6 separate regions of the Mus musculus genome follow, and all the other regions are linked to region 1. A link is a loop called in an ENCODE intact Hi-C map of the cell type or tissue named here. Cell type or tissue: left cerebral cortex. All regions are shown on one strand. Region 1 holds the start of Mfhas1 (malignant fibrous histiocytoma amplified sequence 1). Region 2 overlaps Mfhas1 (malignant fibrous histiocytoma amplified sequence 1). Region 3 has its middle 24 kb from the start of Cldn23. Region 4 overlaps Mfhas1 (malignant fibrous histiocytoma amplified sequence 1). Region 5 overlaps 1700015I17Rik (a long non-coding RNA gene). Region 6 overlaps Gm51568 (a long non-coding RNA gene).

The links. Hi-C counts contacts between places; a loop is a spot of excess contacts. Peaks named below come from ENCODE experiments on the same cell type or tissue, not always from the same donor. Only the 100,000 strongest peaks of a DNase experiment are listed, where the experiment ranks them.
Region 2: a loop joins it to region 1, with 2.6 times the contacts of the local background. A loop is called at or near these places in 9 of 42 quality-filtered maps.
Region 3: a loop joins it to region 1, with 4 times the contacts of the local background. A loop is called at or near these places in 11 of 42 quality-filtered maps.
Region 4: a loop joins it to region 1, with 2.2 times the contacts of the local background. A loop is called at or near these places in 12 of 42 quality-filtered maps.
Region 5: it touches region 1 in a loop (6-fold over the local background); 28 of 42 quality-filtered maps call a loop at or near these places.
Region 6: it touches region 1 in a loop (2.5-fold over the local background); 18 of 42 quality-filtered maps call a loop at or near these places.

The regions. Positions count from the first base shown.
Region 1 is chr8:35,586,017-35,590,016 of GRCm38, reverse strand. It overlaps Mfhas1 (malignant fibrous histiocytoma amplified sequence 1), which reads right to left and starts at 2,228. Exons shown (of 3, transcript NM_001081279.2): 1 at 1-2,228. The coding sequence starts at 1,644. It overlaps Gm16793 (predicted gene, 16793), which reads left to right and starts at 997. Exons shown (of 3, transcript NR_040376.1): 1 at 997-1,179. In left cerebral cortex, a CTCF peak has its summit at 2,253; DNase peaks (open chromatin) are centred at 880, 1,657 and 2,222; H3K4me3 peaks cover 2,539 bases; H3K27ac peaks cover 2,277 bases.
Region 2 is chr8:35,658,277-35,662,276 of GRCm38, reverse strand. The region is part of intron 1 of Mfhas1 (malignant fibrous histiocytoma amplified sequence 1); the gene reads right to left. Among named protein-coding and RNA genes, the nearest start is that of 1700015I17Rik, 59 kb to the left of the region's middle. In left cerebral cortex, a CTCF peak has its summit at 3,812 (motif pointing right); a DNase peak (open chromatin) is centred at 2,078; H3K27ac peaks cover 232 bases.
Region 3 is chr8:35,848,527-35,852,526 of GRCm38, reverse strand. No RefSeq gene overlaps it. Among named protein-coding and RNA genes, the nearest start is that of Cldn23, 24 kb to the right of the region's middle. In left cerebral cortex, a CTCF peak has its summit at 1,924 (motif pointing right); a DNase peak (open chromatin) is centred at 1,939.
Region 4 is chr8:35,641,093-35,645,092 of GRCm38, reverse strand. All of the region lies in intron 1 of Mfhas1 (malignant fibrous histiocytoma amplified sequence 1), which reads right to left. Among named protein-coding and RNA genes, the nearest start is that of Gm16793, 54 kb to the right of the region's middle. In left cerebral cortex, no CTCF peak of the experiment used is centred here; DNase peaks (open chromatin) are centred at 1,628 and 2,242; H3K27ac peaks cover 333 bases.
Region 5 is chr8:35,705,982-35,709,981 of GRCm38, reverse strand. It overlaps 1700015I17Rik (a long non-coding RNA gene), which reads left to right. Exons shown (of 3, transcript XR_378890.3): 3 at 885-1,991. Among named protein-coding and RNA genes, the nearest start is that of 1700015I17Rik, 12 kb to the left of the region's middle. In left cerebral cortex, a CTCF peak has its summit at 1,956 (motif pointing right); DNase peaks (open chromatin) are centred at 1,029, 1,303 and 1,920; H3K4me3 peaks cover 520 bases; H3K27ac peaks cover 310 bases.
Region 6 is chr8:35,496,338-35,500,337 of GRCm38, reverse strand. Gm51568 (a long non-coding RNA gene) reads right to left here. Exons shown (of 2, transcript XR_003947532.1): 1 at 3,185-4,000; 2 at 934-3,006. Among named protein-coding and RNA genes, the nearest start is that of Eri1, 2.8 kb to the right of the region's middle. In left cerebral cortex, CTCF peaks have their summits at 1,271 (motif pointing left) and 1,859; a DNase peak (open chromatin) is centred at 1,267.

The DNA.
Region 1 (4,000 bases):
CAGACATTTCTCCTCAAGCTCCCGCTCCCCACACAGGTCCGCATGCGTGCCTACAATACACACCACAGCGTGAGGCACCCGGGCCCCCACCCGATGCAAGAAGGAGCCCACGGTGGTAGGGAAGCAGCGAGGTTCATAGGTGGCCAAGTTGACCACGAGCACATACAGGGCTCCAGGGGAGAGGAAGAAGGGCTGTATCACCTCATAGCTTTCATCACCGGCTAAGTCATACACAATGAACCGCAAGCCCCGGGAAGCATCCGCTGTCCAGCTGGTCACCTCGATGCCCTTACTACCAAGGGGAGGGAAAGGTAGGTAGCTCTTCTCCTTGTCCCCTCCACCTTGCCCTCCCTCCACTTTGTCCTCGGTGAGGCAATGTCGAAGCAGGGTCTTTCCTGCAGCCTTGTGGCCCATCAGGAGCAGCTTGAGCCGGGGCTGCACGGCTGGCTGCGAATGCGCCAGTTCCTTCTGGTAGGCTGCGATGTAAGGGATCCCCTTCATGCAGACTTCGTAAGGGGGCTGAATCAGTGGGTTGTCCTTGATTTTCCACAAGCCTACCCGGGAGAGCTGGCCAAAGTTGTCCGGCAGCACAGCGATCTGGTTGCCCTGGAGCACCAGCTCCTCCAGGCCAGTCAGCTCCACAATGGAGTCTGGCAGGTACCGGATGCGGTTATTATCCAGCCACAAGGTGAGAAGCCGACCCAGCCCGGCGATAAGAGAGGGCACTGAGGTGAGCTGATTGCGACTAAGATAGAGCTCCTCCAGACCAGCCAGGGGCAGCAGCGCAGCAGGGAACTCCTCGAAGAGGTTGGAAGAGAGGTTGAGCATTTTGAGCCTCTGCAGACGGCTGAACTCGTCGGGCAGAGCCTGGAGCCCGTTGTTATCTAACATGAGGCTCTCCAAACTGGCCAGCTCGCAGAAGCCTCTGGGCAGCGTGCCAAGCTCGGCCCCGCTAAGCCAGAGGATCTTGAGGGCACGCAGGGCACTGATATCCTCAGGTAGGCCTCGCAGCCGGTTGCTGGAGACGTCGAGCTCCTCCAGGGCAGCCAGCTGCAGCAGCTGCTGGGGAAAGGCGGTGAGCTGGTTGTGGTCCACGTCAAGGGTCCGAAGGTGGTTGAGGCAGGAGAAGGAATCTGGCAGATGCGCCAGCCGGTTGAAGCTGACATCCAGCTCCTCCAGGTGGGCGAGGGCACCCAGCTGGGCAGGCAGGGCTGGCAACTGGTTGTGGCTCAGGTTGAGTTTGCGCAGCTCCCTCAGGGCGCTCACCACCTCGGCTCCCAGGATGGTCAACCGGTTGTGGCTGACGTCCAGTTCGGTAAGGTGGTGGCCTAGCTCCGCCACCGCAGGGGGCAGCCGGGCAAAACGGTTCCTGCGCAAGACCAAGACGCGAAGGCTGCCCAGAGCTGACCCCAGACCTTCAGGCACATCCTCGAGGCCGTTGTTCCCCAGGTTCAGCACCTCAATGTCCCCGATGTTGGCCGGCAGCACCAGCTGGGGGGCGTCGGGGGACTCCAGTGGGTCGCCTCCGGCCCCTGGGCAGCTGAGCGTGAGCTGGCGCAGGTTGCTCCGCAGCTTCCTGGCTCTCAGGGCGGCGTCCCGCCACAGCCTCACCGTCTTCAGGTTGCCACTGTCCTGGCCAGCCATGGCGGGGCCCCGCGCCGACAACCCTCACGCCGGTACCGGAGCCCGCAGCTGCATGCCGCGCTGGACTCCGGCGGGCGCCCAGCCCCCGGGCCCTCTAGCTCCCGCTGCTCCCGGGCCACCACCCCTGCGCGGCCGGCGGCCGTGGGTCCTAGCGCAGCCGGTGGCGGGCGGCAGCGACGCAGGCAGGTTTGAGGGGCTCCGGGCAAGCGGCTCGGAGCTGGGCTGCGGCCGCGCAGCGCGGCTCGCATTCTCCGTGCTCCTGGGCCATGGGCGCGCCGGGCAGCAGGGCCGCCGCCCGCCGCGCCGCGGAGGATGCCTGCTCCTCCTCCAGCTCCGCCCGCCTCGCCGAGCCTCGGTAGCCGACTCCAGCCCCGCTACCCTCGCAGCGGCGGTCCGGAGGCCGGCGGCGTCACCTCCGCGAGCTGCAGGAGGAGGGCGGCGCTCGGCTCCGCGGCGGGCATGCTGCGGGCGCAGGGCCGGGGAGCCGGAGGTGAAGGCGTCTCCTTGTCTCCGTTTCCCCGCGGCTCGGGCGGGAGCGCGAGCGCCGCGTCCCCGGCGCTTGGAGAGCGCGATCGGGAAGCTACAGCGCCGCCCGGTGGAGCGGCCCCCACGTGACCGGCGGAGGCGCCGCTTGTTCCCGGCACCGCCCCTGGGGCGGGAGTTGCAAGTAAGCGCAGGCTTTGGGGTTTGGGGGGTCCAGCTACAGTGGGGCCGGCGACGTGGACTTCGCCCTGCGCCAGGCGCACCAGATGCGGTCCTCAAAGCTGATGTGGGACTCCGGGGTCTCCGGGTTGGTTTCTCCTGCATCAGGTTCTTTGTTGGTCCTGGCCTCTAAGGATTTCTTATTCATCCCTAAGCATAGGATTTAGCTGGCTTTCTTGCTCATCCTTCCCATGCGCCATACATCCACACCTCTATAGAGCCGGCAGAATTTAAGGACCTGGGTGTCCAAGGAGCTTAGAACAAGAGGGTAGTTATAAAAGGCAGATGGGGGAAAAGCAAAGAACCTTTTAATCCATTTGATAAGTTAGTTATTGGGGACTATTTGTACTAGGTCAACCGAAGCCTAGTTTTCAGCTCCCCTGGTTTGAGCCAGCACATCTCAGGCCTGTTGTGGGTGGCTGGGGGTTGGAGGCCATGCAAGATGTCTTAAGTCTGTACTATCCCATTTAGCGCCACAGCCGAATGCAACATGCTACATCTTGAATCCGACATTCCCCGTATTCTGTGGATTCAAAGAAATGACCGTATTATCAGACACATTTTCGCTATTGCAGGGTTCAGTGTGGGCTTGTTTCCATTGAGAGGAAGTTGGTTTGAGATCATATCTATACTCAAGTAATCTCCGAATTTATCAAAGCCGTGAAACCTGTCAAGACCGCAGAGATCACCTCTACCACTCCTTTCCAGTTGCTTAATCACTTTATCTGAGGAACACCGACAGGCAACAACTGGTTGAAAAGGACAGTCACTTTCATCGAGGGTGTGGTCACTGATAGCTTGCCAAAGCTCCAGCAGTTGGCTCCATACCACGATAATAAGGGCAACACAAATTAGACTCAATTTGCAAGCAAACAAGCTATCCTTCCATTGTAACTGTCTTCAGAAAACTCTTCTCCATTTGTCATTAGATAATCGATCATTTTGTTTATCTGCTTAAGAGAGCTGAGTAGTGCCTGGGACCTGTCAGCTTTTAGGCATGCCCCTTATCACCCCGGCTATAAAGGAGGTGAGTTTGCCTGCAAGGAACAATCCTCTACTTGCAAAGTCCTGAAAGATCCCTATGGCTAGAGTGATTTTTTTCCTCAGTTCTAGAGTTTGAACCCAGGGTTTCCAGCATGTGAGGCAAGAGGCAAGGTGACTTCTGGGAGCAAAGTTCATACTGAGCAAGCTTGGGAAAAGCCTGTACAAGAGCCCCTGAAGCTACGCATGTTCCTGCAGGCCTGTCACTGCAGCACCTGAGGGACTGAATGAAGCAAGAGGGTTTAAAGTGTGAGGTCATGGTAACATTAACTTCTTCAAGCAAAGAAGAACGTGGAGTTCTTTGAAAGCCAGGCTACTAAAAACTAAAATGTTAAATCAGGAGAAAGAATATTTTAAGTAATGGGAGAAAGGAAGAAAGGAAAGAAGGAAGTGAGGAAGGAAGAGAGTGAGGAAAGGAGGGAAGGGGGAAGGGAGGGAGGGAGAGAAGGGGAAAGGAAGGAAGGGAATGGAAAAGAGAAGGAAGGAAGGAAGGAAGGAAGGAAGGAAGACGGAAGGAAATGGAAAAAGGAAGGAAGGAAGGAAGGAAGGAAGGGGAAGGAAGGAATGCAGGAAGGGAGGGAGGGAATGGAAAAAAGGAAGGAAGGGAAGGGAA
Region 2 (4,000 bases), 72 kb before region 1:
AAGAGTTGCGAGTCTGGGAAATCCAAGCAGCCTACAGTGACTCACAGTACTACCAGGGCCTTGAGGACAGAGTGCTTTCAGATGGTCCTGGCTCCTCTTTGGTATATTTTCTTTTCTTTTATAAAATTAAGTAATTTATTCACTTTACATTCCAATATTAGGCCGCCTTTCTTCCCAGTCCTCCCTCTCGCAGCTCCTCCTCCCACTCCCTTCTCCCCTTCTCATCTGAGAAGAGCCTCCACCTGGCCAGGTACAATCCCCTCAGGTGGGCACATCAGTCACTACAGGACTAGCTGTATCCTCTCTCACTGAGGCCAAGGTGGCCCAGTTAGGGGGAACAGGATCTACAGGCAGGCAGCAGATAAAGGGACAGACCCTGCTCCAGTTGTTGGAGGACCTGAATGAAGACTAAGTTGCACATCTGCTACATATGTGGGTGGGAGGTGTAATTTTTTTTTTTTCATTTAAAACCCAAAGCCTGAGCACAAGCTGGGCATCCCTATTTTCCCACTGGAAATTCTCTCCTAGTTGATTGACATGCCTCAGCTTCATCTGCTCCAGGCTGGCTGAGTACCCAGATAAGGACTGCAGGTTCTGAGCCCTACCCCATGCATGGGTCCCTGGCACCAACCACACAGAGCTGCTTGACTGTTGGCAACACTGTAGCCTTTGGTGAGCACAAGGCACAGAACTGGAAATAATTCAAATACTTTTAAGCCTTGGTTACCAACTTCTATAAAAACAGCAGCTTTGATAGAGTCAGCTAGATGGTTTTCTTTAGAGCTGGGTGCCCCCTCAGAGGTCAGAATTCGATACCCAGGGTGGCAGGTCTGGTAGGTAGGTGCTGCTGATCTTCGAAGCTGAGACCTTGAGCTATGCCCATGAGACTGTGGACCCTGAGTCAGTCTCTCACGCTGCTTCCTGGCTGGAGAAGTGAGCACTTACTTGCCCATGTGCTCCTGCCATGGCGTGCAAGGCCTAAAGTAATGGGCTGCCTAGCCTTAGGTTTGACTCCAAAATTCTAAGCCTAAATAAATCCCCCTTTACTTCAAAAGTAGCCCATGGGTCTTTTCCATTATACCAGCTAGACTGGTGGTTCTCAACCTAAATTAACCCAGGGAAAAAAGAGAAAACACCCACTGTCTCAATGGATATTAAATGAGTGTGTGCTGTGTACATGATGGTGCACATATGCACTCTCTCAATCCTTACAAGCATGTAAGACAGGGACAGTTATTTCCAATACATAGGAGAGGAAACTGGGCAGGCAAGATGGCTCGGAGTGTAAAGATGCTTGCCAACCCTGGTGACCTGAGTTCAAACCCTAGAACCCAGAGAGGAATGATGCCTGCATCTTCCTCTTACTTCTACACACATGCACTCACAGAGAGAGAGAGAGAGAGAGAGAGAGAGAGAGAGAGAGAGAGAGAGAGACATACAGACACAGATACACAAATATACACACAGACACACACACAGACATAGAGAGATGAACACATAAACATATGTACATACACATATGCGTACACATACATACATACATAACACACACACATATATGTGTGTATATATATATATATATATATATATATATATATACATACATTCACATATAGACAGTGAGGTGGTACAGACAGACAGACACAAAATAAAAATATAACACAAAGGAAGACTTGCAGGATATATAAAGTTTACCAATGGTCACAAGAGGAAACAGTGGTATCAGAACTTAAACCAAGAACCACCCAATTCAATACTTAAACACCATATCAGAATGCCCTGTGACAGAGATACTGTGATAATTAAATTAGATAACACACAAAAAATGCTAAACACCCTATCTGACATTTCATAAGCTTGCAGCAATAAGATTCTATAGAAACTGGATTTTCCAAATATATAAAGAATTCATCCAAGCACAATGAAAGCATGCAATTCAGGTTAGACCATCAGTTATCACAGGCAAAACTCTGCCTCACCAGAAATATAAAAAAATTCAAGTAAAAAAGTTCGATTCTATTACACGTCTGTCATCCATAGCAAAGTAAGCCAAAGTGATAATTCCCAGAGTGGGTGGGCACTATAAATAGTTATATTTACATAGGGCAGTATAGCAGCAGATTATGTAAAACAATTACATGTAGCCTGGTATAGTTCTGCTTTCCAAAGCCTGCTTATGGGGATGGAGAGATAACTCAGATGTTTGTTTAGAGAGCTTCCTAATCTGCCAAAGGACCAGAGTCTGGGTCCCAGCACCCACCCACCTCAGGCAGCTCTGTACACCTGTAACTCCAGCTCCAGGGGACTTGGAATACCTCTTTTCATCTTTGTGTATACACACACACACACTACACGCAGCAGACAGACAAACCTGCCTAAAGGAAGTCAGTCTTTATTTCTGACAAAAAATTATAACATTACTCTGTTTACAATATGGAGACACGTGGGAATATCCTCCTGTGTCTTGCTATGGGGCAATGCTGCTCTGGCCCACTACAATGAGTGATGCCTTGTAGAGCCAGAAGGTTATGAGACTGCCATTTCCATATCTGTCTTGAAGCTTCATTCAATGTGGACTCGGAGTGAATGGGCCCTTAGGGACTGCATGGACTTAATCATTTACTCGTTTCACATTTGGCTTTAAAGGATGATCTCTCTTCTTCCTCTGAGAAAGTGTGCACAGGTGGTCATCAGGGAGGACACAGATGTCAGGGGCCTCCTGAATGAAGCTGGCTGTCTGCTGAGACTACTATGCAGCCTCCTGTGGGCCTCAACCCTGTGAAGAATTGCTTCATTACTTGGGCTCAAGATTTGTGCCAGGAGAATGACAGGTGACTGCTAACAACTGCTTTTCCCTCAGTCGAAGAACAGAACACCAAGTCCTGCTAGGACATTTCAAAACATCAACAGCAGATCATTGAAATGAGCCTCTTTCTTCTCTCCTCTCTCATCAGATCTCTCCACTATTGGGCATATTATGCAGAACACTAAACATTTATCATAGCAACAACGTAAGACATTGTGTTGAAAGTCAAAATATTTGTTCAGTACAAACAACTGGATCTAGATTGAAGATGCCAGTTATAAACACCATGCAAAACAACAAAGCTGTCTAGAACTTAAGTAAAATTTACACAGATACCTGGGGAAAAAACAACCGTGTGGGCCATAAGGGAAAAGAGATTTAGTGAGTGAATGAAAGACTCAGTTAAGGTGTAGTCATAAGGGGGCTGGAGAGATGGCTCAGTGGTTAAGAGCACTGACTGCTCTCCAGAGGTCCTGAGTTCAATTCCCAGCAACCACATGGTGGCTCACAACCATCTGTAATGGGATCCGATACCCTCTTCTGGTATGTCTGAAGACAGGTACAATGTACTCACATACTAAAATAAATAAATCTTTTTTTTTTAAAGTGTAGTCATGAGATAGACTTACAGAGTCCTGATAAGTAGAGATGAATATTATCTACCTGCAGGATTTAATAGCTGAGGAGAACACGAGAGAACATTAAAGGCTGAAGAAATATTCGGGGTGGGGGTGGGGGGAAGAAACATGGCACCGGGGGGTGATGCTCCAAGAGGCTGGGGTTCTGGCCTCAAGAGACAGTGTGTGCTCTTGGACTTTGGCTGCTGCATTTAAGTGATCAACTAGCAGGCTGGAACTGTGCTCAGGTGCTCACCAAATCTCACATAAGCTATGTTTGTGGTGTGGGAACAAGTTGAGAATTGTTACCCATTAAAGGCAAAAATACTCCTCACAGGCGCCTAGGTTTGAACATGTGGTCCCCAGTAGGTGGCACTATTTTGACAGGCTGTGGGATGTAGCCTATTTTTGAGAAGTAGGGCAGACTTGGGCCATTAGGGGCCAGCCTCTGGGGGTTTCAGTCTAGCCCTGTTTGGAGCCAAGTTCTCCCTCTCCCTCTAGCCCCTTCCCCTCCCCCTCCCCACCTCTCTCTTTCCTGTCTGCTGCTGCAAAGTGACTTGCTGTATTATCCTCATTC
Region 3 (4,000 bases), 260 kb before region 1:
GGCTCCTAGGTAAGAAGGGTCCTGTGTGCTCTATGGGGACGTGACTAACCAGTGGAGAGGTTTGCAGCAGAGGTTTGCAGAGCCTTTGAGACGAACCTTTTCTTTTATATAGAAAACAACACCAGCCAGGTGGAGTCTAGATGAGTGCTTGTGGGTCTCTAGCTTTCAGGTTCAGAACAAGAGCTCAGGATACACAGTTTCCAAAGTCCTTTTCCTTCTCTGGGTAGAGTAACAGGACTAGCAAAGAAGGTGGAAATCAATTGCATTATCAACACACATCTAAAATGAGAGATGCAAGAGACTTCCACTTGAGAGTCAAATTCATGATCTGTACATGTGGACATTGAAGAGTGGCTGGGGCCACTTGCCAGTTCTGCAAGAAGCTTTGCAGTGAGAACCTCTGACCTCTCTGACTGTGAGGGGACAGGTGCTGGTGGTGTCAAGTCACCGGGTGAGTGTGCTCTGCTGGCGTCAGCCTGAGGTAACCACCACAAGTATCAGTGGAAAACAAACTCTAAACACCAACATCACACACAGCAAAGAGAAAGGAGTTGAGCCTCACAATAGCCGAGTCCATCCTTTTATACAAGTGTTACAATGTAACTGATTTCCACCTCCATCCCACAAGTGTTACAATGTAACTGATTTCTACCTCCATCCCACAAGTGTTACAATGTAACTGATTTCTACCTCCATCCCACAAGTGTTACAATGTAACTGATTTCCACCTCCCTCCCTGGCCCTATTAGTCCACAGTAAAGGGGAAAGGGGCTTTGGAAACCACCAGGTATCAGCCTTTGTTCGGAACTCTAGAGACCTACAAACACTCACCCAAACTCCATGACATCTTGGTTGTTTGTTTGAGGGATTTTGTTGTTGTTTATTTGTTTGTTGTTGTTGTTTTAATAACAGAACCTTCAGCTCAATTTGGATCCCAAAAGAGATCAGACCTGGTGTGTTTGTGAAGCTGACTTTAAAGCCAGGTTTCCCTTTCCATCAAATTCTGAACTGAGAGCTTAAGTCATAATCCTCCCTCTCTCCTCCGTCCTCCCGCCTCCCTCCTCCTCCCTCTTCCCTCTGAGTCTTTAAGAAATAACGGTTTTGGTGGGATATTGGAAGACAGTAAATAAGTTCACATTCACCATGCCTTCGTCATACAAAACCTGGGTGGGCTGCTTAACCTTTCTGAGTCTTAAGTTTGATCTTTTGTAAAAGGGGGCTAACACTGAACCCCCCCCCCCCGAGCATTTAAACATAGAGTTTAATCCAAGGGTCTCAAACTGACGGTCGGTGGTGTGAATACCTCTATGTGTAGATCAGGCTGTTAGCCGTTTCTGCAAAACTAGCAGTGATTCTCAATACCACCCCCCCCATCATAAGCCTATTACCCATCATTCCCCCCCAAGTTCAGAAGGGAAGGCCAAGGGATCACTAAACAGGATGGTAGGGGGGCCTGGCGTCCTTTGAAACCGTAGAGATTTTAAGTAATTCTCCTCACTGGGACTAGGTAAAAATAAACAAATAACAAGAACAAAAAAGTCTCCCTCTACCACTCACCTACTTCTGACTAGATACAGAAAAGAGACGTGGAAGACCGAGTGAGAAAATGAATCCACCTGCCGTTTGGAAAATAGTCAAGAGACTATTATCCCACCCATAGCCACAGCAAAAAAAAAAAAAAAAAAAGCTTTGCTGAGCTTTAAGCAACGGAAAAGGCAAGGGGTGGAAAGGAGAGGGCTAGCGTAAGGTAGTAGAGGCTTCACAGAAGCTCTGGTTCCTATGAGTCAGAAGCGCGCCCAACAGAAGGAAACTGTCCTTGACCTGGGCTGCAGGAAATGAAGCCCCTCTAGAAGTGCCTCTGCGGAAAGGAACACTTGCAGCAGCTTCCGAGCGAGCATCAATGGGGTCGCAGAAGGTTGTGCCCTGTGGAGCCACAAGAGGGCGCTCTAGGACAAAAAAATCAACATTTGTCCCTTGGCACACAGAAGCGGGCAAGACGTAAGGAGGGACGTCAGTCTGAAACTTTTTTGAGATCTTCCATTCTTCTTCCCTCTCCCCGTGAACCCCAAAGGAGAGCAAACATAGAGGAAGGGAGCTCATAGCCAGGGCGAGTGACTAAAAAGGAAGTCCACTAGACGCCATGACGCCTGCTCCCTAGTCAGGAGCAGGAGAAATCTAAGGAGTTGCTGCTGGTACCTAAAGATGTGTAGGGAAAGCCGTGGAAACGCATCCACAGGCAGAGAAAGCTCATCCTAGAGAAAATTAGAGCAAAATATTGGGGAAAAAAAAACCAAGTTGGCCCTTTGCTCCCTTAAAACCTAGCTGCCTGCACTGGTCCTTGCAGAGACAGCAGTGAAGTGGAAATTTCTGGTTTCTTTAACAACCCAGTTGTGTCATGTGATGTTTTCCTGACGCCGTCTTGTGAGAGGGCATGTAATGTTTTTTTTTTTTTTTTTTGCTGAAAATAGACACTTGAGAGGGCGGTTGATGTTTAGAAAGAATATAAATGGAACCCCACAAACAATAGGAGGGTGCTCTCGTATTGCTACGCCATACAACGCCTCGCTGGTCTTCACTGGTCTTCGTTGCTCTTTACTTTATAGACAGAAATGCGCCAAAGAAGTTCTTGTGGTATTCCAGCCAGAACGGTCCGCTTCCGCTGACTTGTGCCCATTCGGCGGAGCCTTGCTGTTTCTGCTGGATGGTGCGGCTGCTACTGGTTGGTGTTATGATGTTTGCTATTGGACCGGACTGTTGGTATCCTGACAATAAGAGCGGAACCACTCCAAGGAACTCCTTGTAAGCAGGTCCACAACACCATTTTTCTATTAACCTTCTTTTTCCCCAACCTCTGATTGGTGGGTTAGAAGGGAGGTTGAAGTGTTTAAGAACCCAAAATAAAGTAGGTTTTTTACTTAAAGAAAGGAAGGAAGGAAGGAAGGAAGGAAGGAAGGAAGGAAGGAAGGAAGGAAGGAAGAAAGAAAGAAAGAAAGAAAGAAAGAAAGAAAGAAAGAAAGAAAGAAAGAAAGAAAGAAAGAAAGAAAGAAAGAAATTTAAGCCTACACAGCAGATCTCCACTCACCAAGCTCCACAGAGGTGTTTGTTTGCTTGCTTGCTCGTTTGTTTTGACTTTGTCTTGCTCAGCCTGAAGGTGTGTTGGCTGATGGTGATACAGGTAGAGCTGGTTCTACCAAATGGCCCGGCTCCTGCTGTCCTCAAGATATGAGCTTCTGCCAAGCAAGGAGAGCACAGGAAGAAGTCACATGGCACATCCTGGCAGAAGAGAAGGGCAGATGTGGGCTGAGTGTGCTGCGTGCAAGGATGCCCAGATCGTAGTTACTGCTGGTGCGTGCGTGCGTGCGTGCGTGCGTGCGTGTGTGTGTGTGTGTGTGTGTGTGTGTGTGTGTGTGTGTGTGATTGTTATATACAAAACAAAATAGCTCATTTTAACTTATCATAAACAGTACAGTTCAAATTCAATCAAATATTTATACCTCTGAATCTCTGAATTCTGAAACTCTGCTCAGAATAACACATGTGACTTTAAGAAGGTATTTATCACGACATAAAACAAAATACTGAATAATAAACTCTAATCCAACTTGGTCAAAGTGGGTTGTCCCATGCAGCTCAGATGAATGACTTTATAGTAGGTTCCCGTCCCGATGACTCATTTGTCTGGTGGGATCTTAAAACGGAAAGGAACCCTTGTCAGGTCCTTGCCGTTGTCAAGCTGGAGTCTTGAAAGTTCCTTATGGAAAAATAATGAAGACAGGATTGAAAATATTAACTCAACATTCTAAGGTACCAACTATGTTTTTGCTTCATGCAGAAGAGCAAGCCTCTGCATTCTTTCTACTTAAGCCTACCCAAATAGAGAAAAGCACTCCGACTGTCACAGTAAGACTGACCACCGCACAAAGAAAGATGGCAGGATCATTTAAGAAGCTGTTCCAGTGAGAACCAGGTTTCTGGCTGGAAGCGGTCACCATGAGGCTTC
Region 4 (4,000 bases), 55 kb before region 1:
AACTTTGGGTTCAAGGGAAGGACAGTAGGTAGGAGACAGAAGATGCTTCCTGGCTCTATGTTATGAGGTGACTCTGGGTGACAGGGACTATGGCTCAGTGGCTGAGGACTTGCCTAACACACTCAAATCCCCAGGTCAGTTCCAGGGTAACTCATACAATGGAGGATCTTGCTCTTATATCTCACTCACTGCAGAGATATGGACCATCTCTAAAAGACAAAGCATCTCTGGTCAGGACAGATTTAACAGTGAGAGCCAGGCAAAGACTCATGGGTACTCAGGAGGGTACCCATGCATTCTGAAGCTAGGTGAAGCTGGTGGGTCAGAGCACAGGGAGATAGGCGAGAGGAACCAGGCACTCAGCATCCAGGCCCTGAAGAAAGGCTGTGCTGGCCTCCCACTGACAGAGCTTGCTTGCTTTCCTGCTCCTAGACCACAGTCAGTATTACGTAGGCTAGACTCCCTGTGAATGTTAGGGAGAGGGACAGAGGAGGCAGGCTGGGTTAATGCTGCCCTGGAGAGCCAGTAAAACTGGGTTAGAGATGCTCTGTGAGCATCCCACTGAGCATCCCATGCTAGGGCATGCCCCATCCTCATGCCTACCCCATCTTCCCAAACAATGCACCACAAAGCAGAAAAGATCATGAAGAACCACTCTCCCTAAAGCAGGGAAGGCTACCAGCCTGAGTTCCAGTGCCTGGCTGTTGTGAAAGTCTGCAGGCTGCAGGGCTTATTGGACGTTTAGTATCTCACTGGGATGAATGCTTTGGCAGGGCTGGATTCCCTAAACCTCTCTTGCTAGTTGGAAACCAGCAACTTCTCTGTCTTTCTGTGTGTCTGGGGAGGCTTCCTCTGTGTTGAGTGTATCCCATTTCTAGTTGTATGAGGAGAACAGCCTTACTGGATGAAGGGTCATCCTAGGATTCATTACTTCCTCAAAGATACCCTTCCCCAAATGCAATCACCACAGTCTTCAGAACTGGGGCCACATCTTCAACATTTGGAGGGAACACATAGATTAAGGGGCCATTCGAGCTACTGGCATTCTCTGGCAGAAGAAACTGAGTCTTCCCTCTTCCTGGACGCTAGGATTGTGTGCTTAGCTGGAGGCAGCACTAAGGAAGAAGAAACCACAGACGCACTCAAGTGAACCTCTCATTGGCCAACTGAGGCTAAAGACACATGGTCCATGGCCCTGCGTGGAAGGAACTTGCAGAACAGCTGCATCCCACAGGTTCTGGTCATGGACGGATATCAACTTCCTACCAGCTTCCTTTAAAGTTAACACATATGCATTAGTGGTGGTGGTGGTATTATTATTATTTAAAATCTCAGTGGAAAAGAACAATATAAAGTGAATATATATTCTTTTTTTTTTCATAAGGCTGAGTTACACAAGGACATTTTCAGGAGAATATAACTTTGACAGCATTGTTTCCTTTTTATAGAAAATAATTTTCTTCCTCTCGACTGGCAGCCATTCTGCAAAGGTAAATGCTGATCCATCTCTCGGGCTCCTTCTGTGGAGAGTGTCAGCAGACACGGGTGTGAGGCTGCTTGGATCCCAGGCCTTTCTGCCTACCCAGCATTCCCTCTCGTCTGCCCTCTTCCAGGCTCGCTGAGCCTTGGATTGTGTGTGAAGACAGAACACAAGCTTACATAAAACCTTTGCTCTCAGAGACTTCCTTGCAGGTCTGGGGAACCCTTCGGTAATTCAAGCCAGTGAAATTTAAGTACAAGGCAGCTGGGAACTTCTCAGTATTTTCCTGCTTCTTGATATAAGACATGCCCATCTGGCTACTCCCCTACCCCACCCCCACCCCACCCTTGCACCTTTTTCCTGCTTGGAAGGACAGATGTGAGATCTGGTAGAATGACAACATCTGGTTACCATGAGAACAGGGGCCCATACAATTTGTCCTGTAGAACAGAAACACAGTAGGCAACTCAGGGACAGCACAGAGGAGAGTCTATACCAACCTGCCTGACGGTGATGTGAACTTCTTATTCACAAGAAAAATACGCTCCATTAAGGCTTGCTTTCCTTTTCTTATTGCTCGGCTCTATTTTTTTTTTCATTGTACATAAGGCTGAGTTACACAAGGACATTTTCATGAGAATATAACTTTGACAGCATTGTTTCCTTTTTATAGCTACTATCTTCTGCACTGACATACCAGCTCCTAAAATTTCTTTTTTAACACACATGCTGTAAAGCCCGAGTCAGCTTTTTCACACAATGCTGTGAATCTTTCCTAAGTGGTATGACAGAATGAGAGAACAGTGCTACTTTGAACACTCCAGAGCTCTGTGCTGTGCACACACACGTGCTTCTGATCTTTGCTAAGAGTCTCACATGCATTTTGTGCTTTTGTTACTGCCACAGGAGCAGATACTTTGTATACCACTAGATTTGGCAGCAAGCGCCTTTTTTCCCCACTGAGCCGTCCCACAGGCCCTCATTGCCCTTCTTAAACAGCGAGGGCTACTCTGTTTCCTCACTCATACCTCTAGAAAGGACATAAGCCCACCTAGCTTATTACTCTTGTTGATTCCTAGCATTTATTTCTAGGCAAAAGCAATGGCCCTCTGACATACATTCAAACAATCTTTCCCCCATCCCAAATATTATTTGTTATTTGATTTCATTCACAGAATTTAAAGGTTAAGGAAACCTTTAAACTTTGATGTGACTTTTTTTTTCTTTATAAGGTCTGTGAGTTTGTTAGACTGGGAACAGGAAAGTATCCCCTGCCTCTGCTCTACGCTGTATCTAATAAGGTTTACTCCTCTTATGAGTCAGTAAGTCTAAACCTTTCAAGCAGATAATTTTATTGCTATCTAAGGAGAGAACACTTTCTTTTTTCCAGTAGTTACTCAACTGCCTCAGCCACCATTTACTACAGTGTATTTCCTCACCCTCTGAGGGCAGTGTGAATGGCAGACCTCTGAGAAGGCCTGACTCAGGTCCCATCTCTGTGGACGTACCAAGTCACGACCTATGAAAATATACAGAGGAGCTTCCATGTTGTTTGCCTGTCTTCTAACCAAGAGAATGAATCAACAGGGTAAAAACAAACACTGAAAACAAAGACCTCAAAAGGCTAGAGAAACAAGAAAGGTCTCACAAGTTGCTACCTAGGAAGAGTCACTGAGATCTTACATACTGGAGCATCAGATCAAAGGCACTGGGTGTATCAGAGGAAAGAAAATCTGCCCCAGGATTTTACCAGTAGCTTTGACCTATGCTTGTCTTTAAAGGAGGCAGTTCCCAGATCTCACCATAGACTGACTGATCTGAGGCAGATCTCCTACCTTACCCTCTTGAGTACTGGTATGTAACCACCTTGCCCAGCCTTCTCTTGAAGCATCTCAAATGAAAAACAGGACCAGCCCAGGCCCTACTCTACAGGACTGAGACTACTGCCTGGACCATACACTCTGCTCTAGATACTGCCAGTTCGTAGGCATATTTAAAGATATTTCCCCAAGGAAGAAAGCAAATGATAAACGCATTGCAATATCATTGTATAAGAGTTTTCAATCCAAGACTCCCAGTGATCCACTGAACTCTAAACCTAGACAAAGCTCATGTCTTCTTCATTTGCAAGCCCACCCAGAGCAGGAGAAATTGCTGGCTAAGAAACTAGAGTTGAACAAATGTGATGAATCTGGGGGCAACACTGTCTCCCGAGTTTTCTGAGGAAGGCCCATGCAGGTCCAGCAGCAAGGATGTAGAAGTTCTACCCCCAATGTGTGAAGAGGGCTCCTTGGCTCCTCTGGGTCCATCCTCCAGCTTCCTCAAGGGCAGCCCTTTCTGACCCTAGGTTAAGCTTCATTCCTTGAACACTATTCAGAAGGTTACCAGCTGTCCCTGCCCACTTTGGTAGCCATGAAACTTTAATGTAAGCAAATACCCCATTATCCCCAAGCAAAGAAAACCTTTCCAAGGCCCAGACAAAGCTCTTCCTTGTGTCTGAATGTCCATTCCCTTTGCCAT
Region 5 (4,000 bases), 120 kb before region 1:
AAGAACATACAAGCCTTTGGTGACAGTTTACTGAATTACTTTAGAGATCTATTCTTTGTTAGCTTCTTGGCCTTCTCACTGAGATCAAATGTAGAACTGGTCTCTGGATCATTTTTAGTTCTCTAACCTCCCAAATGATATGAGTGAAACTCACCATCTATCTTTCAACAGATCTTGTTTCCCTTTTACTTCTGACCTCATTAAACATAGGTCATGTCTCACATGGCCGTCATTAGAACCTGCCACAGATCCTATTCTGGGCTCTCAAGCTACCATTCCCCTTCCTTTCCCTATACTTCCTCCCCCTCCTCCTCCTCCCCTCCTCCTCCTCCCCCTCCTCCTCCTCCTTGCATTCCTTCTCCTCCTTGCATTCCTCCTCCTCTTGGTCCTCCTCATCCTCCACTTCTTCCACCTCTTCCTCCTTCTCTACTTCCTCCTCCCCCTTTTCCTCCTCCTCTTTCTTCTTGCCCCCTTGCTCTTCTCTACTAGGTTTTTGGGGCTAACTTTTTCTTCTAATGGTTTTATTTCCTTACCATGGGTTACTTTTTTCTCCCTTTTAATGAAACCACACGCATAGATCTTATGAAACACAGCTTTGCAGAACTGGCTTCCATAGTTGTATCTCATATTTAAAATGTCCATGTCCTCATCACTATTGTGTTAGAAACCCAATGTTTTGGCATTTGTAACAGAAAGCCACCCAAGTTTGGCACAGATGCCCCACAAAGCTGGATAGGCAACTTCATGTGGGCCTGGCCCTGTCCGAACTTTGCATACAGGGCTGTTCTTTTATTTCTCAATAGATGGAGTCATGCTTCCTGTCATGATAATGGCACCTAAGATCTGCCTACCATGCTGGTTTCTGCTGTCATTTCTCTTTACAGCTGCTTCAGGACCCTCCAGCCACACTCACTCCAGGTTCTGCGACTCTGTGATTCTATTCTGGAATCTCCACAGCTTTCCTATCCTTTCCTTCTGACCAAATTCTACATTCACTTTGAGGTCAGCCGGTGCGCATCACAAACCCTTGCCAACTCTTCTGCTTAGAGCAAGTCACTCTCATCAGCAGCACCCGCAGCACCCTGCCTCAGCAGATGCTTCCAAATGTGTCCCCTTCTGAGCCAGAGAGCTCAGTCGATAAGGCCTCAGAAGAGTTCCTGACACTCTGAGGGAACCACACCAAGCCTTTCAAGTGTTCTCCTGGGCTTCATCTTCTGTCTACATCACCCAGCCAAGATACCAGCCTGCCACTGAGCTCAGCAGATGTCCGTGGTATGAATGGATTCCGAGCAGACGGCACAAAAATGAAGAAGATGGGAGAATGGTTGGGAGCCACCCTCTAATAGAGGATTACATTTAAATACATTAAAGATGGGAGCTGTCGTATGGGTTAGCATAGCAACAATGACCTTATCATTTCCAAGCCGACAGTACAGATGGATGTTCTCATTGTCTTAAAAATAGGTCCACGATGATACCGCAGGATTGATGGATGGAAGTGCATGATTGACAATTGAAACTGGGATTGTGGCTATATTCAACCCAGGAAACTGGGGAATCTTGGGAAGGAATATTTAAAATCCAGACTCCCAAGTGCCTGTAAACCAATTAAACAATAGCAAGATGAGCTTTGCTAGGATAAGGGAGACCCTGGGTGACATTTCCAAGCCAAGCCTGGGCATAGCTGTTTTTCCACCCTGAGCAGCTGAGGTGCTTGCTCACGGTAGGGGGGGCAAAGAAAAAAACCGCTCATGTGTCACTCAACTGCCCTCTGGCCCCACGTGTGGGAATTTCTTTTAAAGATCTTAGTATGGGGGGACGATAGAATGAAAAGAGTCCGATTATCTACGGCAAGCCTAATTATAGCTTCAAGGGCGAGTACGCCAGGAAGGGTCACGTGACACGTTCCATCCGCGAGCACTGGAGAGCAGCTGCGAACAGGAGCAGTTTCCAATGACAGCCACCAGGTGGCAGAACAGAACGCAAACCTCTCTGCCTTAGAGGTCAGCCCTCATTTGCCCTTAGGTGAGCAGTTTTGTGACCTTAGAAGACTCAGTAGTGACTCCACTGAGACTGTGATTCAAGGCCTCCGTTTCACCCGTGACTTAATTTACATTCAAAACAAACAAACTTCCAGTAGAATGAACTACCTTTGAAGGATGGGACCTTGAGAGCTAATTGTTTAATTTCCAGAAATGTAACCTTTTAATTAGAATTAGAGTATACCAATTACACTTCCATAACGCATAATTAGTCAACTTACATTTAAATTAAGAAAATTGTCATCCTCTGTCCTAGTCTGTCATCAATGGGAGGAGAGGCCCTTGGTCCTGTGAAGGCTCTATGCCCCAGTATAGGGGAATGCCTGGACCAGGAAGTGGGAGTGGGTAGGTTGGGGAGTAGGGGGTGGGGGAAGGGGATAGGGGATTTTCGGAGGGGAAACTAGGAAAGGGGATAACATTTGAAGTGTAAATAAAAGAAATATCTAATTAAAAAAAAAGAAAAAATTGTTCTCTATCTTTTACTTTGTTACTTCCTGTGGTCTTGAGTCTGTGCTGTTTGTGGGGCTTGTGTGAGAAAAATACTGCGCAATGAGGTGCTAGCGCATGTCTCTTCTCAGGTTGGGAACTTGAATTTGGCCATGGGAAGCAATGCAACCTTGTGCTACAAATGTTCTCCTTTGTGGCTGGCTCTTAACCATTCTCTGACCACTAATGCATGAGCTATGAGGGAGATGACCAGATAAGCTTCAGTGGGGGACAGACAAGAGTAATAAGCCTTTAAATTTGTTTCAATAATAATTCAGACACAGCAAAACACATCAATAGAGAGCCAGACTGTAGTGAACATTCAGAATTTGGGTCTGTGTCCTGCTGTTCATGAGTCACACACTTCCGGCCACTGGTTCCTCATGCCCATTCCTCCTTCTGCCGAAAGGATATATTGGAACCTAATTTATATAGTTACTTCAAAGACTAAGAGAATTCATGCCCTGAAGTTGCGCCTTGACTGGCTGTATCTGCCAGCTAATTTTTTTGCTGGATTGGTTTTGTTTTGATCTTACAAGATAGGGTTTCTCTGTGAAGCCCTGGTTACCCTGGAACTCACTCTGTAGACCAGGCCGGCCTCAGAGATCTGCCTGTTTCTGCCTCCCAAGTGCTGGGATTAAAGGTGTACACTGCCATGCCCATCCAGCAAGCCAGCTCTTCTTACTACTAAAGAAGGTGGATAACATTAAAGCCACAAGATGCACATGGCGGAGATGAATGTGAGTCAATCTGAAGACTGTACATCAATTTACAATCTTATTCGATTTTTACATTTAATTTTGTATTATGATTTACCTTCATTTTCTGGGGATAAATAAAGATAAAACAGTATCGGATTCATTGTTTGGTACTGACAGAATAATAGATTTTACTATCACACCTTGCTTTTTCAATATCTGGAGAGTGTATTTAGAATTCTCAGGGTTTAGAGGCTTCTATCCTAGTTCCTAAAATGTTTGGTAAATATCAGACATTCTGTCAGGCTCTGTCCAAATGTACACAATTAACACGGTGACAATTCTTAAGGTCCCTGAGGCATGGGGGTTGTTCAGAAAATGGGTTCCTGTAACCTCACAGTCTTGACTTGTCAAACGAGGGCTCAGAGATATGTCTCAGCATAGAATAGGCCAGCCTTCAAAAAGAAATTCAAGAAATGGCCCCTCACAGAAGCAGGAAGAAAGAAAGGAAAAGGGCAGAGAGTCTCTCGTGGGACTCGTCAAACAAGGTCAAACAGAAAGTGCCTTTGAGTCACAAAAAGCCTGTCAAATTAGGTGTGGGTTATGATTGATGCAAAATTCAAAATGCCTGCTGAAAAGCAAGTTCTAGAAAACCTGGGGAAAGTTAGGCTGGGATTGTGGCTCTGTGGTTAGGGCACGGCAAACATGAACGCTGCATTTGCACCCTAGAGCCATATAAACCAGATGTGGCGGTATGACCTGCGATCTCAGATC
Region 6 (4,000 bases), 90 kb after region 1:
ACCCAGATGCCCCTCAACAGAGGAATGGATACAGAAAATGTGGTACATCTACACAATGGAGTACTACTCAGCTATTAAAAAGAATGAATTTATGAAATTCCTAGCCAAATGGATGGACCTGGAGGGCATCATCCTGAGTGAGGTAACACATTCACAAAGAAACTCACACAATATGTACTCATTGATAAGTGGATATTAGCCCCAAACCTAGGATACCCAAGATATAAGATACAATTTGCTAAACACATGAAACTCAAGAAGAATGAAGACTGTAGTGTGGACACTATGCCCCTCCTTAGATTTGGGAACAAAACACCCATGGAAGGAGTTACAGAGACAAAGTTTGGAGCTGAGATGAAAGGATGGACCATGTAGAGACTGCCATATCCAGGGATCCACCCCATAATCAGCATCCAAACGCTGACACCATTGCATACACTAGCAAGATTTTATTGAAAGGACCCAGATGTAGCTGTCTCTTGTGAGACTATGCCGGGGCCTAGCAAACACAGAAGTGGATGCTCACAGTCAGCTAATGGATGGATCATAGAGCTCCCAATGGAGGAGCTAGAGAAAGTAGCCAAGGAGCTAAAGGGATCTGCAACCCTATAGGTGGAACAACATTATGAACTAACCAGTACCCCGGAGCTCTTGACTCTAGCTGCATATATATCAAAAGATGGCCTAGTCGGCCATCACTGGAAAGAGAGGCCCATTGGACTGGCAAACTTTATATGCCCCAGTACAGGGGAACACCAGGGCCAAAAAGGGGGAGTGGGTGGGCAGGGGAGTGGGGGTGGGTGGATATGGGGGACTTTTGGTATAGCATTGGAAATGTAAATGAGCTAAATACCTAATAAAAAATGGAAAAAAAACCACATTCGATCCTATTTTTATGTGTGCCTCTTGCCCAGCAAAATAAGAGTGCCAAAATATAAGGAAAAGATTTTATTCCAATCATAAACAACAGCATCCATCACAACACATAGTAAAATTAATTAATTTGCTATCTAATGTAAGAATATAAAATAAGTAATAAACCTTTGAAAACATTTGAACACTTCCATATAAATTTTCTACTGGCCAAACCTGACTAATAGTTCTTTTGGCGGGGGTTATGGAAGATTGAACCTAGAGCTCCTCGAATGCTAAGCAAATCTTCTCTGACTGTGTGCTTATCAATTTTCAACAGACTGAAAGCCTGTTAGTACTTTGAATTAGGAAAACCGATTACTAAACTTCAAAAGTAGAAGTTTGGGGTGGACTGCCCTCTGCTGGCACTTAAAGAACTTTCTGATCAGTTTTACTTGAGCTCCAGTTGTGTTCAACTTCGATACAATACAGGTTTTTCTTGCTTTCTTTCTTTTCCTTTTTTTAAAAAAATTATTCATTCTTTGTGAATTTCTTAGTATGCACCCCAATCCTATTCATCTGCCCATTTATTCATATCTACCCTTTGCCCTTACAACCTCCCCCACAAAAGAAAAGATAGAATAAAAAATTATTTTAAAAAAATCTTGTCGTGGAAGCTGTAATATGTCAGTGTGTCCCCGAATGTGTATCCACAGGCCTTTACTTGCCAATGTTCATTGCAGTGAGGCATTGGCCTGATTAGAGGCCTCTGGCTTCTGCTACACTATCAATACTGGATCCTCACCAGGCCTCCTCTCAGATATCCTGTTGTTGCCCTGCGTCATGGAGAGCCTGCAGCTTTGGTTCTGCAGGGCTGGCCCTTTCCAGCAGGTCACAGATGGGGTAGATCTTAGGGTTGGCCAACTCAAAGCCCCGGATCTGGGCCTGGGAGGTGGCTGAGTTGGTCAGCCTAGCAGATATTCCACATCCCACCACCAGGGTGAGCTCTCCAGCACCGCCCCAGCTAACTCACCCAGCACTGGAGCCAACAAGGGGCAGGGTCAGCTCTCCAGACTGCCTGTCCTTGGGGCCAGATCACCTGTGCCTGCACCATCAGGGCAGCTCTACTGTGCTGCCCAGGAGCGTGGGTTCTGCTCTCGGGTGCTGCAGCCAGTAGGAGGCAGGGATGGCTCTCTCCCTCCTGCCACAGGTGGGTAAGGAGCAAGGCAGGGATACAAGAGGATACACACACACACACACACCACTAACGAATGACACAAACAGCTCTCTCTCTCTCTCTCTCTCTCTCTCTCTCTCTCTCTCTCTCTCTCTCTCTCTTTCTCTCTCTCTCTCTCTCTCTCAGGAAAGGTGTCAGTATGAAACCCTGGCTGGCCTGGAACTCACTATGTAGAGCAGAGTAGGCCCTGAACTCACAGGGATCTGCCTGTCTCTGCCCTCTCTGTGTTGATATTTAAAGATGTAACCCCTTTGCTCACTTTAATGCGCATGTGTACAATTTGCAACAGGAGAAACCCTACAATTTTCCAAATAACTTGATGTTTCTTATAAACAGCTTATTTTGGAAGAGTTTTGAGGTATAACATACTGTAGTCAGTGATGTGGTACTAGATGGTTCTAGCTATGGCAGTGGGAGAACTGGGCGTAAGGAAGCAAAGAGATGAATTCTGGTGTTCCACTTGCTTTCTCCACTTTACGAAGCCCAGGACTCCAACTCATGGGATGCTGCTGCCTACAATCTTTAAACTGACTATGTTAAGTTACACCAACACACACGAATTGATTAGAGTGGTTTACAGATATGGTCTGAAATGTCCAACAATGGCTGATGAAAGGTCAGGATTCCTGTAGCAGTTCAGTCTACTAGGATGTCAGCTGGTCTTCAGTCTTGTTGGAGTCCCATCTAGGAAAACAGTGCCTCAGCAGCAGGACAGATAGACAGGACAGATAGACAGGCAAGCAAGCAAAGGGCACAATCTTCCATTTTCCAGGTCCTTTCATGTAGGCTGCCATTAGAGGGCATGACCCAAATTTTGAGTGGGTCTTCTCAACTCCGTGACTCTCATGTGTTTGTTTCTTAAAGGCATTCACTAAAGGTGTGCTAGGGGAACCTCAAATTCAATGTATCCTGCAAAACTAATTGTAAAAGGGAAAGGTTTATTTTTCTTATATGATATATTGGATATCTAATTCCATATTTGATAATGTTAGAAAGTTTAATAAAAGTCCAAATATCAATTATTTGGTAAATATAATCTATTTCTAATGTTCTTCTCAGAAGTCAAAATGTAGATAGGAAAGGAGAAAGACTTACTGTCATTGACGTTTTTCACAGAACTCTTACAGAGGGCTGGGTTTCAGTTCCCTGCACCCACATGGCAGCTGACATCCGAATCCAATCCCAGGGAGTCTCACACCTTTTGGCTTCTGTTGGCGCTTCACATACATGAAGTGTACATAGATGCACATGTAGACAAAATACTCATATACATGGAATAGCATAAAATATTTTTAAAAATAAGCAAGCAGAATTTGAGACTGGAAAAGTGATTTTTCTTCTTTTTATGGTTAGATGCACTGGCTGCCTTTTTAGAGACCCCGGTTCAATCGCCAGTGTGTGAGAAATACCAAGTAAGAGTCTTGTCTTATGACAAGTGTTTAACCATGACCAAGGCAACTCTTAGAAGGATAGCGTTTAATTGGGGCTGGCTTATAGGTTCAGAGGTTCAGTCCATTATCATCAAAGTGGGAGCATGGCACCATCCAGGCAGGCATGGTACAGGAGAAGCTGAGAGTTCAACATCTTGCTCCAAATGCAAACAGGAGAAGACTGACTTTCAGGCAGCCAGCATGAATGAGGGTCTTAAAGCTCATGCCCACAGTGACAGACTTCCTCCAACAAGGCCACATCTACTAATAGTGCCACTCCCTGGGCCAAGCATATTTAAACCACCACAAGTCTTTTCTATGGATACTATAAAACTTGGGTTTAAGACAAAGAATTGAAATCTTTTTATCTTCCTCCACCTTGTGAGACTTTTAATGAAAATGTTTCGATCCTTCAGATCCAGAAAAACTACTGTTTACTCAAAGAACTGCTCCTTTATTCCAATGGCCCCTTTCCCCATCC